Linked DNA regions of Homo sapiens: region 1 is linked to region 2. A link is a loop called in an ENCODE intact Hi-C map of the cell type or tissue named here. Cell type or tissue: ovary. All regions are shown on one strand. Links, peaks and the distances in the headings refer to the core of each region. The heading gives the core; the rest is flanking DNA.

Evidence for each region. Peaks named below come from ENCODE experiments on the same cell type or tissue, not always from the same donor. Only the 100,000 strongest peaks of a DNase experiment are listed, where the experiment ranks them.
Region 1: a loop joins it to region 2, with 3 times the contacts of the local background. A loop is called at or near these places in 106 of 110 quality-filtered maps.

Annotation. Positions count from the first base shown.
Region 1 is chr2:38,577,003-38,585,002 of GRCh38, forward strand. HNRNPLL (heterogeneous nuclear ribonucleoprotein L like) reads right to left here. Exons shown (of 13, transcript NM_138394.4): 4 at 6,839-6,924; 5 at 5,070-5,166; 6 at 4,911-4,983; 7 at 459-530. Among named protein-coding and RNA genes, the nearest start is that of HNRNPLL, 22 kb to the right of the region's middle. In ovary, for the core only: a CTCF peak has its summit at 4,731 (motif pointing right); a DNase peak (open chromatin) is centred at 4,675; H3K27ac peaks cover 419 bases.
Region 2 is chr2:38,731,903-38,742,725 of GRCh38, forward strand. GALM (galactose mutarotase) reads left to right here. Exons shown (of 7, transcript NM_138801.3): 6 at 1-7; 7 at 1,586-2,863. The coding sequence ends at 1,663. LOC124905993 (a long non-coding RNA gene) reads right to left here and starts at 1,648. Exons shown (of 3, transcript XR_007086292.1): 1 at 1,564-1,648. RefSeq lists a silencer at 8,936-9,108. In ovary, for the core only: no CTCF peak of the experiment used is centred there; a DNase peak (open chromatin) is centred at 5,540.

The sequences.
Region 1 (8,000 bases), core at 1-8,000, 160 kb before region 2:
ACCAAAATACTAGCTACAGAACTATAAGGTGAGTCTAACCAGAAGCATGTTTCCTTTTTGACAAATACCCTATTCTTTCTGCCTTTATTACTCAAAATTCCTCTTTGTTGCTAATTGCTGGAATGAAAGAAAATACACTTACTGAACAATAATTCTTCTTTCTGGTCCTCTTACAAGCCAGAACCCATTAAAAATCAAAACCAAACCAAAATATAATGGCAAAAAAGTATTCAATCCCCAACTAGTAGCTCTCACTTATCTCAAGGATTTTTTTTAAATCATTATCCTAAGAAAACAAATTTTGGACAACTCCTGGGAGTACATTACAAGGGACTGATCCCATATAAACCGAGGCAGATACGCAGGAAAAATAGACAAGAAATGTGCCATACTTCATCAGAAATGCAGCAAGTCAAACAGTTCATCTATACTACCTTCTTTCTACCTTGACAACTTACCATAGCCATCATGTCTAAACGAAGAAGGGTGTTCTCCCAAAATGGCTTGTCTCTGGCGACCCTTTCCTCTATCTGACACAAAAGTAGAAACATGGTTTTAACAATTTTGACCCAAGTACTTAATGGAGTTCTCAGATGGGAAACACCCATTCAAAACATCCAATACAACAATTCATAAAAGAAATACGATTCCTGGTTAACTTTAAACATCCATTCATATCCAATTTAAACACAACACCAAGAGTGTAAAAAATTAATTCCATCTAACAAATTCCACTTAACTTGAATATATCTTTTTGGCAAATGCCAAATACAATCACACTTTCAAATTTAAGGAAGAATGGATACTTTTCAGAAAGTGAATGTACACAATGCTAGAAGTTTGACACTGTACAGAAGTTTTTACCAATACATGTCTTTAAAACAAGCTTTAAGTGCAGTACTTTTGAAAGACAGTACCTGAATCATACTATTAGCTTCAACAGCAACACATTTTCAAAGTGGGCTTCTTTCAAGAAGTTTCAGCATAAGCCAACAACAACCTGTATTACATGGTTTCACAATCAGTAAACACAGAGTATTTTATAAGTATATGCACATATTTACAAACACCTGACTTGAGAGCTGAAAATGTTCACATCACTGACTCATATTATATCATGAATAGGTCATTGTCTATTGACCATAACACCAGGTAGGACTATGAGCAACCCCAAACTTTAAAGATGCCAAGATAAAGCTAACCAAGGGGGCTACATTATTGGATGAGAATACTACAATACTCTAAAGGATAATTTTTATTCTAGCTACGTTTTCAGAAAAGGCATGCCAATTTTCCCAAATCTAATTAGAGACATCAACAAAAAAATTATTTATAAGTTTCTAAAATAGCACCTCCTATGTTAGTAAATTTTAAAAATCATTATACAATACTTTTAGAAAGTTTGCTGATGAAATTACAGTGCCCAATAAGATTTTTAAAAATATGTATCTCAAGACTCTGGTCATTCTAATCCTTGAAAATTCAGAGAGCCTTTACCTATATCCTTAGTCACCTAAACAAATGAGGTTTATGGGAGATGAGAAATACTTTAATTTTCACTTCAGTCTAGAGAAGTAGAGTTTTAATCACCTATTCCAAGTTATTGTGGCATTGAAAGGGACTGAGGCCATCTAGTTTAACTTTTACTCAATGTAAAAATTCTCTTTACATCATCTCTGTAAGTTGGGACCATTTAGCTTCTGCTTACCCAAAACCAATAATAAGATTTCCAGATAGCCCTAAATTGTGAGAAAATGAATTTTTATATTGTATAGAAATTGATCCTCTACCCATATTCTACCCCATTTAGGGCCTTACAGACTTAGTCGTTGGCCAAAACCTCTTCTAAATGCTCAAGAAGTTATTATGACTGTCCCCCCGACCCCATTTCCCCAAAGTCATTTCTTCTTCAATCCTAACATTCACAGTTCCTTCTACCACATGGCTTCTAACGTCTCTCATCACGCAAGTCTCACTCCTTTTGAGCCAATCTAGCCTACTAATCCATTCTGTTAATGTTCCTCTGCTTAAGCATACGCCATCAAACACTAAATACAAATCCTTATCTGACCTAGGAATCTTAAAACCACAACAACCATAATGTCTTCATGACTCAGTTTTATTGATACAGTTAACAGTGTGCTATAAAGGAAAGAGAACTGGGTTGGGAATCAGACGATTCCAACTTAAACCACTAATTTGCTGTATAGTCACAGAAACAATTTTCATTCATAAATGAAGGAGTTAGAGTAGATTATCTTCCAAGCTATCTTTCAGCCAAACATTCTCATTAATAATTCACTTCTAAATGACGAGTTAATGGGTGCAGCACACCAGCATGGCACATGTATACATATGTAACTAACCTGCACATTGTGCACATGTACCCTAAAACTTAAAGTATAATAATAATAAAATAAAATAAAATAATTAAAAAATTAATAATAATTCACTTCATTTGAAGTATTCACTGCGTAACAGGTCACGTAAAACAGAAGTGAGCAGAAAGTTGAACCCTAAATATATCAGTTTCTAAACAGTGGTAAGCTTTCCTAGAGTCAAATGATCTGATGGAAGCTGTGAACATTCTCCCCAAAAAGATGCACCTATCTACTACAGGTTCTAAGATTTCTGGAGGGGTTCCCTGGCGTCCTGGTTAGGGATTCTTTACACTAAAATGTAATTCAAGCTGAAAAGGGCTTTGAAAAAAGTGAGGGTATGTTTTTAAAAAAGTTTTTATTTTTTTTGGTTAAAAAAAAAAATGTTATGAAGGTCTTTATTTGGGGATAGCAACCTAACAGTTTCAATAGCTATCAATTTGAGTGCAAGCTAAGAGCTCTACAGAAACAAAAACATAAACTGTTATGGTCTCGCAAGACAAATATCTGTAAGGAATTAGAAAACAAAAAATTTTCCTTCAAAGCATAAACTAAAAACGTTTTACGTGCTTTAATTATATTTCACTATTCACATATATACCTTATACATTTCTAAACTTATCTGACTAGAATTATATGAAGAACTAACCTCAGCTGGCTTTGTGTAAACATCAGACCCTTTAAAAGAATAGATGTAAACACTATTAAAATAAGCTTATCTACACCTGTTTAAAGAGCCCCTGAGAAAAATGTAACCACAACTATTTCAAATGAGATTTTTTTAAAAAAACAAAACCGAGTGGTCAATAACTGTAAATTGACAGAAGTGAGACATTTCTCATCAACCACTTGTCCGGTTGTTTCAGTGCTAAGGATGTGCTTTCTAATACTGACATCAACTGTACCAACCCAAGGCCAGGCAGATTTCCATAAGTAGTGAAAAACATGGGGTCTAGCCAAAGCTGCATTACAAAACAAACCTATTTGCAATTTCATGCATAAGGCAAGATGATTTCCTGGGAATTGAGAGTTAAAGGAGCCAATCATCTAAAAGTCCTAAATATGCAAACATGCAAAAGATCAATCATCACATTGTCTTTTTCTTTTTGCTAGAGTACATGCACTATAGAGTACCCACTCCCCAAGGTATTTTGTATGCCATAAAATTTTTTTCTAGTTACTGACTTTTACAGACATACTCATCTTGAGCTTTTCCACCCTGTAGTTCAAACACTGATATTGTAGTTAAGATGTAGCCAATACTGCAGCCCCCTTGTTTTTACAAGATCCACATTTTAATTTGTATATTCCAGAATTGCCACACAGTTAGTTGAACAATTTTATCAGTCAAATTTATCCTCACGAAATCTAGCACTTATAGGTGAAGATGCATCCCAAATGAAATGCTCTTATTTTCAGATTTATCAAGTTTAAAGATATTCTATCTTGAACAGACATGTTACTTTCACCTACATTTGAAATGTCAAAATTTCTAGTTACACAAATTGACAGTGATAACCTTAAATTGTTACAAAAAGTGACAACTTATAAACAGCCACTTTACAAAAATCAAACCACACAGAAGAACGTCTTTCACATATAATGCACCTTTTCATTATGTTAGAATTTCTGTTCAGTGACCACAATTGAGAAAAAAACAAAAAATTTAAAAAGTAAACAATGCAGCAAGTGTGCACCTTTCTAATCCTTTTATTTTTCTATCTGTGTGGATTGGTTGAGCATTATCAATTCCCAAGACCTGTTAATAAACTGGTCCTGGTTATTTGCCAATTAACAATTTGAATCTAAGCTGCACACAGTCACAGTAATGGGCATTAAGATTTACAACATTGCAGATGAAGTCTAGTTTCCGTTAGTGGAAAGTCTTAAATTCTACAACTGAAACCTTAAGGGAAATCAGACCAATATATACATACAACTTGTATAAATGGGCACAGTCTATCATGGTGTTCATCCCATGCAATTCTGAAGTACTGTTAAGTGTCCTCCTTTAAAAACTTGGGGTGATGGTGCATGCAGTATGCAGTCAAGGTGAATTGCGAGTCTGAGTTTTTCAGAGGGCTTTTTGCTGATGCCGATGTTGTGCATGATGAAGTGTAGAGTCAGCCTGCTGGAGTCCTCTATCCTTCTTAATGCCTCGTCCAGCTTGGGGGAAAGTCCTTTCCATAGAGAAGCAGTGTGCAAGTTTGCAGTTTGTAAGGAATATTCTGAATCAGTTTCCTCTCCTCCAAAGAGAGAGAGCTGCTTGGAGAAATGCAAGTCCTTGAACTGCGGGCGTGCCTGAATGTGTGGGCTCCTTGTTGAACTAAATATAAATAGCTCAGTACATACCAGTAGGGGGCACTAATGTTCAAGGTTATTTTCCAGCATTACATGGCCTTTTGCAACAAAAGCATTCATCAACAAGGTTTTCATTTGAATTAACTAGCTCATCTCAGGAAAAAAGAATCTAACTGCATATAAAAATTTGTCAGCAGATCAAGTACATTCTAAAATGTATAAAATACCTACCTCGTCTTCCCAAATATGGTTTAGTGTAGTCCCAACTGTCATTGTCATTCCTAATAACATTTAGACGAGTTGGCTGTTAAGATTGAAAATAATGTAAGTTCAAACTGCATATCCAAAGCATAAATATTTCTTGGGTAGGGTGTTGAAAAAAATATTTACCCGTGCATATTCAATTTTTAGTGTGCAACATCCAGCATATATATCAGCTCCATTGAGTGCTGCTTTAGCTTTCTGGGCACAAAGGACTGATTCAAACATAAGCTCTATTAAGGAAATTCGGTTTAAGGTATCTGATACTTAATCATTATTCACTCCCAAAGGACAGGATTGAAAATAATCAGAAGTAGCTCTTTTACTTCTGGAAATGTTTTACCAATTTCAGGATGAATTTTAAGAGAATTTTTTGTTTTGTTTTGTTTTTGAGACGGAGTCTTGCTCTATCACCAGGAGTGCAGTGGCGCGACCTGGGCTCAATGCAACCTCCACCTCCCGGGTTCAAGCAATTCTCCTGCCTCAGCCTCCCAAGTAGCTGGGACTACAGGTGTGTGCCACCGCACCCGGCTAATTTTTAATTTTTTTAGTAGATACGGGGTTTCACCATGTTGACCAGGATTGTCTCGATCTCTTGACTTCGTGATCCGCCCGCCTCGGCCTCCCAAAGTGCTGGGATCACAGACGTGAGTCACTGCGCCTGGCCAGGAGAATTTATTTTTAAGATCAAGGGTGGCTGGGCACAGTTGCTCACGCCTGTAATCCCAGCACTTTGGGAGGCTGAACCAGGTGAACAGCCTGAGCTCAGGAGTTCGAGACCAGCCTGGCCAACATGGTGAAGCCCCATCTCTACTAAAAATACAAAAATTAGCTGGGTGTGGTGGCAGGTGCCTGTCATCCCAGCTACTTGGGAGGCTGAGACACGGGAATCACTTGACCACCCTGGGCAACAAAAAGCAAAACTCCATCTTAAAAAAAAAAAAAAAATCAAGGGTACCAAAGAAAACATAATACAACCGAACTATCTACCTTAATTCTTTTAGGTCATCATTAGTACTTTATAAATCGGAAAGCAGAGGAGATAATGGAGCATGGTCCCATTCCCTAGCAAAGGACAACTTGCAACCTTGAAACAGAAAAGATTTTACTCTTTAAGAAGAACATTACAAAGAGCCAAAGTAATACAAAACAAATACATGATTTTTACATATTTCTGAGAAGGCATAGTTTTATAATACTCTATCTAAAATTTTATCAGTTTTTAAAAAAATTACTTAAGTCCATAATCTTAAAAAAATAAAATCACAAAGGTATATAAGGTAAAAAAACAAAGATAAAACATAAGTCCCTTGCCAGAAGTAAGCACTATTAAAGCGTTTGCTGTATATCCCTACCTTCTTCTATGCATACACATGCACACGTAGGTTGGGGTTTTCTCTTTATTATTATTATTTAAGATGGGTCCAGCTTGGGGGAAAGTGTATTATCTATACTATTTTGTAACTTGCTCTTCTTACTCAATGTGTGACAAATTTAACATAAAGAAGTTTTTACATAAACCATTACCATTTTAAAGGTTCAATAAAAAAAGGTAAGATTTTACTGACTCTAAAGTTTTGGTACTTCCAAACTACTTTAAGAGGGAGTCAGAAAAGTTCACTTAGGATAAATTCCAAAATAGTACAAGTGTACATATCTTCAAATAGTGTTATTTAACAGCTTAAAAAGGAAGCACTAGATTGCTTTCTGGTAGCAAGTTATTCTTATCATAAATAGTAAAATTCCCTATGAGTACTGCAGTTTCATTTTTTAAAGCTAAGTCACGTAGATTTTTGTGAGAGGACAAAGTAAACACCACTTGTCTAGAAATGCTTAAGCCAGAAAAAATAAGATCCGTATGAATTACACATCAATAAAAATTTACAAATAAAGGATATTCAACCATTGCTTGTATCCCATTTCTCTTGAATATAACAATACGTTGCACTTTGCCAACAGGGTTGCATACAGTATATAAAACATCCTATGAAGGAAAAGAAAAAGATTTCTTCACACTTTACATCTGAAAAAACATTAAAGCTATACTTCGTTTTGTTTTACCTAAAAACTATCAACTGTCAAGATGTCATTTCTATTGATTAATAAAATTAATTCTTAAAATTATTACTTTTTTCTTGAGACAGGGTCTCACACTGTTGCCTAGGCTAGAGTGCAGTGGCACGATCACAGTTCCCTACAGCCCTGACTTCCCAGGCTGAAACGATCTCCCGCCTCAGCCTCCCGAGTAGCTGAGACTTCAAGGCATGCACCACCACACAAGGTTAATTTTTTCGTTTTTTGTAGAGACAGAGTCTCACTATGTTGTCCAGGCTGTCTCAAACTCCTGAGCTCAAGGGATCCTACTACCTCAGTCTCCTAAAGAACTAAGATTATAGGTATGAGCCACCATGCTGGCCTAAAATTATTATACTTTAATAAATCTTAAGGTATTTCTTCACCTACACAATACACCCACATTAAAGAAGTTCCAATGGAACATTTGGAAAGCACTGTCACCTATTTTATGTCCTAAATGAATCCTCAATTTTTATTTTCTTAACAGGTGACTAAAATAACTTCTGATGATATAAAATTAATAAACCAAAACTATAATCAATGAATATTTTTTCCAAATGTGACACTGAAATGTTTAATATTATAATCACTTGTGTTATAGTAATAAATATGTATTAAGAGATAATATTAGAACAACTCTGGTACTCATTTTTCAAGGGACAATGGCCATAAAGAAAAGACCCAAGGAAGACCATACAGTTACATGTCACTAAACAAGACGCCTGAGTCATCTAAGAATCTAAATACCTACTTAGGAGTAATTATTCAACTATCAAGAAATTTCTTGAGCATCTATAATTTACACAGCTGCATTGTTACACACCAGAGATATAACAAAAAACAGAGTACCTACACTAGATTAGTTACATGTTTTCCCAACACCGAATATTATAAATATATTACTATATATTAATAAGTCTATATTTAAAATACAAAATGTCTAATTAAATCTAAAGAATATCTTATGCTTTAAGTTTATGTCCC
Region 2 (10,823 bases), core at 1,152-9,151:
CAATCAGGTAATGCCACAGGCTGGCTTTTCAGAGTAGAGTTGTGTCCAAGGTCACACTGTACGACAGAGTTCACTACACTCGAATCAGCTTGTATGATTCAAAAGTTCATGCTTTGTTTGTTTGGTTTGTTTTTTGAGACAGAGTCTCACTCTTGTCGCCTAGGCTGTAGTGCAGTGGCACGATCTCAGCTCACTGCAACCTCCGCCTCCTGGGCACGATCTCAGCTCACTGCAACCTCCGCCTCCTGGGTCCAAGCGATTCTCCTGCCCCAGCCTTCCAAGTAGCTAGGATTACAGGCGCCTACCACCATGCCTGCTTAATTTTTGTATTTTTAGTAGAGACAGGGTTCCACCATGTTGGCCAGGCTGGTCTCAAAACCCCTGACCTCAGGTGATCCACCTGCCTTGGCCTCCCAAAGTGCTAGGATTATAGGCGTGAGCCACTGTGCCCGGCTCAAAAGTTCATGCTTATTCTCTTCTGCAAGTCACAGAAAACCCATAGCCAAGCTACTAACATGGGATTTACATGGTTTTAAGAAAGCTGAAATTTTGTACCTTCAAAGCCTTTATCCAGTTTGTTTCTCCTTAACAATACCTTCTCGTTTTCTGCAGCCACACTTAAGGAGAGCTTCCATATCGTCTCCTCCTATGTGCTCCCTCATAACTTTCTTTTCTGGTTGTTACCCAGAGCAGTACTCCTGAAAGTGCCAGCCCACAATAAGAAGCTTGCACCTTGGGCTGGGCAAGGTGGCTCATGCCTGTAATCCCAGCACTTTGGGAGGCTGAGGCGGGAGGATTGCTTGAGCCTGAGATTGAGGCTAACCTGGGCAACACAGGGAGACCCCATCTTTACAGATTATTAGAAAAATTAGCCAGGTGTGGTAGTGCACACCTGTGGCCCCAGCTACTTGGGAGGCTGAGGTGGGAGGATCCCTGAGCCTGGGAGGTCAAGGCTGCAGTGAGCCATGATCACACCACTGCACTCCAGCCTGTGCAACAGAATGAGACCCTGTCTTTAAAAAAAAAAAAAAAAAAGGGCCAGGTGCGGTGGCTCACACCTGTAATCCCAGCACTTTGAGAGTCTGAGGCAGGTGTATCACTTGAGGTCAGGAGTTCGAGACCAGCCCGGTCAACATGACAAAACCCTGTCTCTAGTAAAAATAAAAAAATTATCTGGGCATGGTGGCAGGTGCCTGTGATCCCAGCTACTCTGGAGGCTGAGGCAGGAGAATCGCTTGAACCCAGGAAGCGGGGTTTGCAGTGAGCTGAGATCGCCCCACTGCACTCCAGCCTGGGCAACAGAGCAAGACTCCATCTCAAAAAAAAAAAAAAAAAGCCTACACCTTACACCAGATTATAGATCAACACACTGCTTCCCTTCATCAGGAAAGCCTTCCTTTAACAAAGTGTGCTTTTTTCACTCTGATTAAAGTTCTTTATCTCACTATGAACCAATCATAAACAGTTCCCGCACTGGCAGCCATCCACAGAGCACTGGTCTAGAAGCCCGTCCAGAAGCACACCCAAATGGTTAATGTTGCAGCCTGCGGTGTCAAGCATCACCTGTGTTGTTTCCCCTTCACAGCCCCGCTTCCCTCCTGTGCTGCTGAGGCCTGGTGAGGAGTATGACCACACCACCTGGTTCAAGTTTTCTGTGGCTTAAGGAAGTGTGAAGATATGATCCAGTCCAGGGCTAGGCTCAGCCACCTGTCTCCTGTCCAGAAAAAAGGTGAAGATTAAGAAGCTTTCAGAATGATTCTATGGATTAAAATCATACAAATGGTGGCTGTTCTGAGAATCAGTCTGGGTATTGATTTCCTTTTCCAGTGACTGGCTCCAGGCCATGTCTAATGACCAGCTCGATTCCCTGTGCAGTTCAGAGGGCAAGTGAACCCAACCAACAATGTCGTCATCTAAGCCCTGACCCTAGCCAGGGACTCCCATGCTGCTGTTGGCTCCATCTCTCCACACTGCCTCTTTCTTTTCAACTTTTTGCCCTTCCTTTCTTTAAAGCTATTCTCACATTGCTTTTATTTCCTCCTCCTTCACCTCCAACCACTGTCAGCAGCACTCTGGAGTTTTCAAATGTCACATTAGCCTCACCCTGCATGCTAGGAGATGGACCTGTCTCTATACAGCAGTAGATGATTGATAAGTGAGGAAACTGAGGCTTACAGAGGTTGAAGACCAACAAGCTAATAAATAAAAAGTTGAGGCCGGGCACGGTGGCTCACGCCTGTAATCCCAGCACTTTGGAAGGCCGAGGCAGGCGGATCACGAGGTCAGGAGATCGAGACCATCCTGGCTAACACGGTGAAACCCCGTCTCTACATAAAAAATTAGCTGGGTGTGGTAGCACGCACCTGTAGTCCCAGCTACTTGGGAGGCTGAAGCAGGAGAATCGCTTGAACCTGGGAGGTGGAGGTTGCAGTGAGCCGAGATCATGCCACTGCACTGGGCAACAGAGCAAAACTCGATCTCAAAAAAAAAAAAAAAAAAAAGGAAAAAAAAGCAGCTCTCTCTCTCGGGAGAGGGAGGGGACTTCCGAGAGGAAAAGGCCTGCAAGAGCCTTTGGGTTAACTGAGAAAGCACAGCCCGGCCAACGCTTGGGAAGAAAGACAGGCAAGCACTGGAAACAGGAGCTATTAGGGTGAGGAGAGAGCCTTGCCTTTCACAGCACAGTGAGGATGACATTGCACCAGGGACAGAGATTGTATGTGACAAGGCTGGGGCTCCTTCTTTCCTAGACAATCAAAGTATCAGTGATGGGTTTTGGTTGGTGATTTTGAAAAAAAAAAAAAAAAGTATGTTATACTAGTGTATGCTGTACTGAATTGAAATAAAACCAAAATCTGCATCTTCAGAAGACTTGTTCCTTTACTCAGCTTGAAATCTCTCAGGCGTGGACCTTTGGGAAATGGACCAAGAATATGGGTGTGTTCTGGATTCTACTTTGCCCTCCAGTGGGAGCCCTGGCATTTTCCTACCTAACAGTTAGGAAAGCTATCTCAGTGGAAGTAGCTTTCCACACCTCCTCTTTCTTTGTAACCGATAATAAACCAAAGATCTTGTTTATTTTTTAATTCACTTCAGCATGGATTTTTCTGAGCACCTGCTCTGTACACAGCCCTCTGCTGGGTCTGTGAAGGGATTCAGGTCAGGTGTGATGCTGCCCACAGCAGCCAGTCAGGTGAGGTACATGCTCAGTTGTCTTCTCACTGGTGAGGTTAACTTTGGTGACTTGAGCAAGATGCTGCCTGCAGATCTCTCCACTCTTATTAAAGTTACCAATATATACATTAGCCAAGAGGCCTCAGAGGTGAACTATTAAGCTGACTGCAACCTAGCTACCAATTTGATTATTAAATTGTTCGACGCAGGGTTCTCATACTCTAGGTGCCAGCAATCATTTAGGAAATCCCAGAGAAGAAGAGAATGAACATTTTCTTATTCACAAGTGTAGAGTTGCCAGTTGCCCCTGCTTTCTGTATCCTGACCAAAAGTCACAGAGTGCCTTGACCTTTGTCACCTAGCCAGCTGCAGATTTTTCCTAGCAGGCTTGAACCCAAACCGGGCCTTGAACATTCCCAGGCACTGATAAATCTGTCTAGGTTGTTCCCTAAAACACTAAAAGAAACTGGCACTGGGCCGGGCGCAGTGGCTCACGCCTGTAATCCCAACACTTTGGGAGGCCGAGGCGGGTGGATCACCTGAGATCAGGCATTCAAGACCAGCCTGGCCAACATGGTGAAACCCCGTCTCAACTAAAAAAAAAAAAAAAAATACAAAAAAATTAGCTGGGCATGGTGGCGGGTGCCTGTAATCTCAGTTAGTCGGGAAGCTGAAGCAGGAGAATTGCTTAAGCCCAGGAGGCGGAGGTTGCAGTGAGCCAAAATCATGCCATTGCACTCCAGCCTGGGTCACAGCAAGACTCTCATTGCACTCCAGCCTGGGTGACAGCAAGACTCTGTCTCAAAAAAAAAAAAAAAAAAAAAGAAAAAGAAAAAAGAAACTGGCTCTGGCCCTGAGCCAAATTCCTTTAACTGTCATAGAAACTCCCTCACTGCTGATATACCTGGGCAGAACACCCCTTTTCTCTCTCAACCATTGCTGCAGCACTCTGTAAGGAAGTTCCTCTAATAAATGCTTTGGATTGATCACCCTGGCGCTTAGAGCTTCTTTCTTTGAAATCCCAGCCGGCCCTATCTCGAGATAGTTTGGATCACTCCCTGATGGGGTCTCCCCTGCTGCCACTATGGGGGCGATTCCAGCCCTGGATCCACTGAGACAAAACAAAGAAATGTAACAACTACAAACTAGTTCTTAATGTAATGGCCTCTAGGTTTGAGAATGCCAAATTAATTAATTAATTAGCCAAATACTTTGTTTTCTTCTGTCCAAAAAGATTATTGTTTTTATAAGAAGCCAAGTCTACAGTAGTCCAAGTAAGGATATTCATTGCCTGTAGGGCAGCTGAAATAAGTTACTGGCCTTTAAATTAATGGTGTTTATAAAAGCAAGTAAAAAAGGCGGCCAGGCGCTGTGGCTCACATCTGTAATCCCAGCACTTTGGGAGGCCAAGGTGGGTGGATTGCCTGAGGTCAGGAGTTTGAGACCAGTCTGGCCAACCAGGTGAAACCTGGTTTGAGACCAGTCTGGCCAACCGTCTCTACTAATAATACAAAAAAATTAGCTGGGCGTGGTGGCATGCACCTGTAATCCCAGCTACTCAGGAGGCTGAGAGAGGGAAATTGCTTGAACCAGGGAAGTGGAGGTTGGAGTGAGCCGAGATCTCGCCACTGCACTCCAGCCTGGGCGACAGAGCGAGACTCTGTCTTAAAAAAAAAAAAGGCTACATTTGTCACACCATGCATCTGAGGGAAGCAAAAATTTAGAGAAACTCTTTTTGTGGCAGCAACCAATCTGTCCTTTTTCATGAAACACATAACTTTGCTTGAGAAGCCCTTCCATGTGCTTATAAGACATAGATTGTGACATGTGACAGCATGTCAGCATAATTGGGTGATTTTATGATAAAATCGCTGAAGGCCCCAGCAAGAAGTAAAATTTTAGAAGGTGCTGGACGCGGTGGCTCACGCCTGTAATCCCAGCAGTTTGGGAGGCCAAGGCGGGTGGATCACTAGGTCAGGAGTTCAAGACCAGCCTGGCCAAGATGGTGAAATCCCGTCTCTACTAAAAACACAAAAATTAGCCAGGCATGGTGGCAGGTGCCTGTAATCCCAGCTACTCAGGAGGCTGAGGCAGATAACTGCTTGAACCTGCGAAGCGGAGGTTGCAGTGAGCCTAGATTGCACCACTGCACTCCAGCCTGGGTTACAGAGCAAGACTGTCTCAAAAATAAAAAATTGTACAAGGTGAGATGTCATATTAAAATAATTACACAAACACTGCTGTGAAGACTAAGATGTCATGCTGTGGAGGTGGAACTGGAGAGTTTACGAAAAGTAGAACATGGAAAAAAATGCAGGACTACCAGCACAGGGCAGGAAGGAAGCTCAGCATGTGTCCTGGTCCCCGGCCAGTTCCCATTTTCACTCTTAACCATTTTAAGCAATTGGATCACCAGTTTTCAAGAGGCTGTTTGGACAGGAGTGCAATCCTTTCCCAATCAAGGCATTTCCTGCTTAACTCAGTTACGCAGATCATCATTAAAGTCTCGTGCTTTGGGCAGCACTTCCAGCTACAGTCAGGCAAGGACGTCAGCAAATCCTCTCCTTATTATAGTTCGAGCAATTAAAATGCTGAAAAAATTGGACGAAACATTTTTTTTGTTGTTTATAGAGATGGGGGGTCTTACTATGTTGCCCAGGTTGGTCTTGAATTCCTGCCCTCAAGCAATCCCCCCTCCAGCCTCAGCCTCCTAAGTACCTGCAACTATAAGCACGCACCACTACTCCCAGCTCAAAACAATTTTGGTGTTCTGGAAACAGACATAAAACCTTCCAGTCTGAGATATGTTGTCTGAAAAACTACTGAGCTTTGAGTAGGAATAGTGGGAGTCTGTAGTGTTCTTGCCTGGGGCTGTTCGTATCCCCCTCACTCCTCCAACTCAGTAATTGTGAAGGTTCTGCTGAGGCAAAACAGAACATGAGGACAAGCAAGCAGCTGTGGTTGAAAGAGGGTTTACTCCATTTGGAGGTGTGAGTGGCAGCCATACCCAAACCATCATCAATGGAAGTAACAATCCCAGTGCTGTGCAGGCAGGGAGGGCTTATGGCTCTACTGGCCTGAGGTTGCAGTCGTGGCTGCAAGCAGATTTTTGGCTGATCGGAGGCTGGGTACATGTGCAACAGAGATGAAGGGCTCAACAAAAAGTAAAACTTAAGATAGACTTGAAAGCAGCCTGAATATTAAAATTACTCACCTACCTACACAAAGATCCATCAGCAGAGGACAGAAGTCTGACTGGTTGAGGTGTCAGCACAAACTCTCCAGAAAGTGGCTGCCCCCTAAGCTGTGCAGACACAAGGCAACCCCCTAGAATTTTAAAATAAGCATAAGAAGCTGGGCATAGGGGTTCATGCCTGTAGTCCCAGCTACTCAGGAGGCTGAGACAGGAGGCTTGTTTGAGCCCAGGAGTTCAAGACTATAGTATACTATGATCCCACCTGTGAATAGCCAACTGCACTGCAGCCTGGACAACACAGGGAGACTGTCTTTTAAAAGATAAACACAAGAATGTTGAAAACAAAAACAAAAACAAAAAAACTGGAGATTATAAAAAGGAATCAAGTAGGCTGGGGCCAATGGCTCACGCCTGTAATCCCAGCACTCTGGGAGCCCGAGGCAGGCAGATCACCTGAGGCCAGAAGTTTGAGACCAGCCTGGCCAACATGGCAAAACCCAATCTGTACTAAAAATGCAAAAATTAGCTAGGTGTGGTGGTGCACACCTGTAATCCCAGCCACTTGGGAGGCTGAGCCAGGAGAATTGCTTGAACCTGGGAGGCGGAGGTTGCAGTAAGCTGAGATCATGCCACTGCACTCCATCCTGGGTGACAGAGTGAGACACTACCTCAAAAAAAAAAAAAAGGGAATCAAGTAGAAGTTTGTTGAAAACAGTATAATGATGCATAAGAAGTTAACTAGAGAGGCCAGGCACAATGGCTCACACCTGTAATCCCAGCACTTTGGGAGGCTGAGGTGGGCGGATCACTTGAGGACAGTAATTCAAGACCAGCCTGGTCAACCTGGTGAAACCCCATCTCTACTAATACTACAAAAATTAGCCAGGCATCACCATGTGCCTGTGCCTGTAATACTGGGAGGCTGAGGCACGAGAATCACTTGAACCCGGGAGGCAGAGGTTGCAGTGAGCCAACATCACGCCACTGCACTCCAGCCTGGGCAACACAGTGAAACTGTCTCAAAAAAAAACAAAACAAAACAAAAAAAAAGTTAACTAGAGAGAGTCAGAAGTAGATTTGAGACAGCAGAAGAAAGAGTAAGTGAACTTGAAGGTAGATTAATAGGAATTATTCAACCTGAAAAACAGAAAAGAGATTGAAGAAAACTGAACAGAACCTCAGAGACCTGTGAGAAAACAAGCACATGAGCGTATGAGTAATGGGAGTCCAAAGAGAGGGACAAAAAAAAATAATGGCAAAAAACTTCCAAATTTGATGAAAACCAATTATCTATAAATCTAAGAAGCTCAACAAACTTCAAGAATAGAGATTCCCATCTAGATACACCAAACTGTTGATACATTTAAACTGCTGAATGTCAAAAGCAAACAAAATTTGAAAGCAGCAGGAGAAAAATGACTCCTCGCTACAGGGGACCACCAGCACCAGTACAATTAACAGCTGACTTCTCATCTGGAACAATGGAGCCCAGAATGCCGTGGAATGACATGGTCAAAGTGCTTCAAAACCAGAGATTCAATTATCACCCAGAACTATCCTTCAAAAGCAAAGGTGAAATAAAGACTAGGGAATTCATTGCTAGCAAGCCTGCCTTATGAGAAATACTAGAGGAAGTCCTCCATACTGAAATTACACCAGAATCCATGGAAAGAAATAAAGAAGATCAGAAATAGTAAATATATGGATTAATAAGACATTGTATTTTTTCATTTATTCTCTTAAAAGACATAAGATTAGCCGGGCATGGTGGCTCACGCCTGTAATCCCAGCACTTTGGGAGGCTGAGGCAGGTGGATCACAAGGTCAAAAGATCAAGACCATCCTGGCCAACATGGTGAAACCCTGTCTCTACTAAAATTACAAAAATTAGCTGGGCATGGTGGCACGTGCCTGTAGTCCCAGCTACTCAGGAGGCTGAGGCAGGAGGACTGCTTGAACCCAGGAGGCAGAGGTTGCAGTGAACCAATATCATGCCACTGCACTCCAGCCTGGCAACAGAGTGAGACTCCGTCTCAAAAAAAAAAAAAAAAAAAAGACGTTAAGATTACACAAAGCAATACTTGTAACACAGTAGTATCAAGTTTAGAATACATAAATATAGCATAAAAGAGGGAAGAGTAAAAGGAAACAGCATTGGAGTGTAATTTCTATATTTTACCAGAGTATTAATCAGAACTAGATTGTGGTAAGATTCAACCACTAACTAAAAAATAGTTTTAAAAAATCAAGAGGAATTAAGTAACACACTTAATTTTTTATACTAAAAAAAATATTTAGGCCAGACATGGTGGCTCATGCCTATAATCCCACCACTTTGGGAGGTCGAGGCGGGTGGATCACCTGAGCTCAGGGGTTTGAAACCAGCCTGGCCAACGTGGTGAAACCCCATCTCTACTAAAAATACAAAATTAGCCGGGCGTGGTGGCTCACACCTGTAATCCCAGCACTTTGGGAGGCTGAGGTGGGTGGATCACCTGAGGTCGGGAATTTGAGACCAGCCTGATCAACATGGAGAAACCCCGTCTCTACTAAAAATACAAAATTAGCCAGGGGTGGTGACACATGCCTATAATCCTAACTACTCAAGAGGCTGAGGCAGGAAAATAGCTTGAACCCGGGAGGTGGAAGTTGCGGTGAGCGAAATCGCGCCACTGCACTCCAGGCTGAGCAACAAGAGCAAAACTCTGTCTCAAAAAAAAAAAAAAAAAATTCTGAATAGAATGTTAACTTTTTTTTAAAGATGATTATTTCTTTGAGCACAGCGACCTCTACTGGTACTAATATAAATTAAAATGCAGTTTCTGTTTTTTTCAGTTTCCTTTCCAGCATGGGATCATTTGGAGACAGAGAAACCTAGAGGACAATAGCAGAATCCTTTGATTCACATGTGAGTGCTGCTACTTCCTTATTATAGTAGAATAAACCAGGCCAATCTTCCAATAACTAACACCACTTCCAGAGCAGTGGTTTTCAATTCTGGTTGCGTATTAGAAGAACCAGGGGAGAAGCGAGGCACTGTGGCTCACACCTGTAATCCTAGCACTTACGGAGGCCAAGGCCGGTGGAATGCTTAAGCCCAGGAGTTTGAGACCCACCTAAGCAACATGGTGAAACCCCATCTTTAAGAAAAAAATACAAAAATTAGCTGGGTGTGGTGACATGTGCCTGTAGTCCCAGCTACTCAGGAGGCAGAGGCAGGAGGATCACCTGAGCCCAGGAAGTCAAGGCAGCGATCATGCCACTGCACTCCAGCCTGGGTGACAGATGCTGTCTCAGAAATCACCAGGTGAAATTTTTACATTAATACCCAGGCTTCACCCTCAGTGATTCTTTCATTTGAATGTCTTTAAGCACCCTGGGTGATTTTAGTCTGCAACTAGCAATCAGAACCACTACCCTAGAGTAAAAGCTTTCCCTAGTATGGTCTCATTCATCCATTTTACGGTAAGTCCGTAAATGCGTTTGGCTAGAATTTGCCCCCGAGCTTCACAAAGCACTTCAAGGAAAGAGTCCTGGATAAGTCAGGCTTCCCAGACCAAAAGTCTATCTTGGTAAGGCCCTGGCAACTCTACAAATAATCTTGGTACCCAAGATCTCCAGAGATAAAATTGTTTTGAAAGTTGTAAAGTTGAAGACACATATCTAAACCAGGGGCTGGCAAATATTGTCTGTAAAATGAAAAGGAGAGTAGATTTTACAGGCTTTGTTGGACTTTGTCACAACCACTCAACTCCACTACTGTTAGCACAAAAACAGTGACAGCCCATAAGCAAACAAGTCATAGCTGTTTCCATAAAACTTTATAAACACTACAATTTAAATTTCACACAACTTACATATGTCATAAAATGTTACAATTTTTATTCTTTTTCAACCACTTCAAAATGTAAAACAGCCGGGAATGGTGGCTCATGCCTGGAATCCCAGCACTTTGGGAGGCCAAAATGGGAGGATCACTTAAGCCCAGGAGTCCAAGAACAGCCTGGGCAACAAGGCGAGATCTCTACTAAAAATTAAAAAAAAAAATAGCCGACTGTGGTGGTGCAAGTCTGTAGTCCCAGCAACTCGGGAGACTGAGGTGGCAGAATCACTTGAGCCCAGGAGTTCAGAGGCTGCAGTAAGCTGATTGTACCATGGCACTCCAGCCTGTGTGACAGAGAACCTGCCTCAAAAAAAATATGCTGAGGCCAGGCGCGGTGGCTCACGCCTGTAATCCCAGCACTTTGGGAGGCCGAGGCAGACAGATCACCAAAGGTCAGGGTTCAAGGCCAGCCTGCCCAGCATGGCAAAACCCTGTCTCTACTAAAAGTACAAATTAGCAGGGCGTGGTGGCGGGCACCTGTAATCCAAGCTACTTGGGAGGCTGAGGCAGGAGAATCACTTGAACCCAGGAAGCAGAGGTTGCAGTGAGCCAAGATCACGCCACTGCACTCCA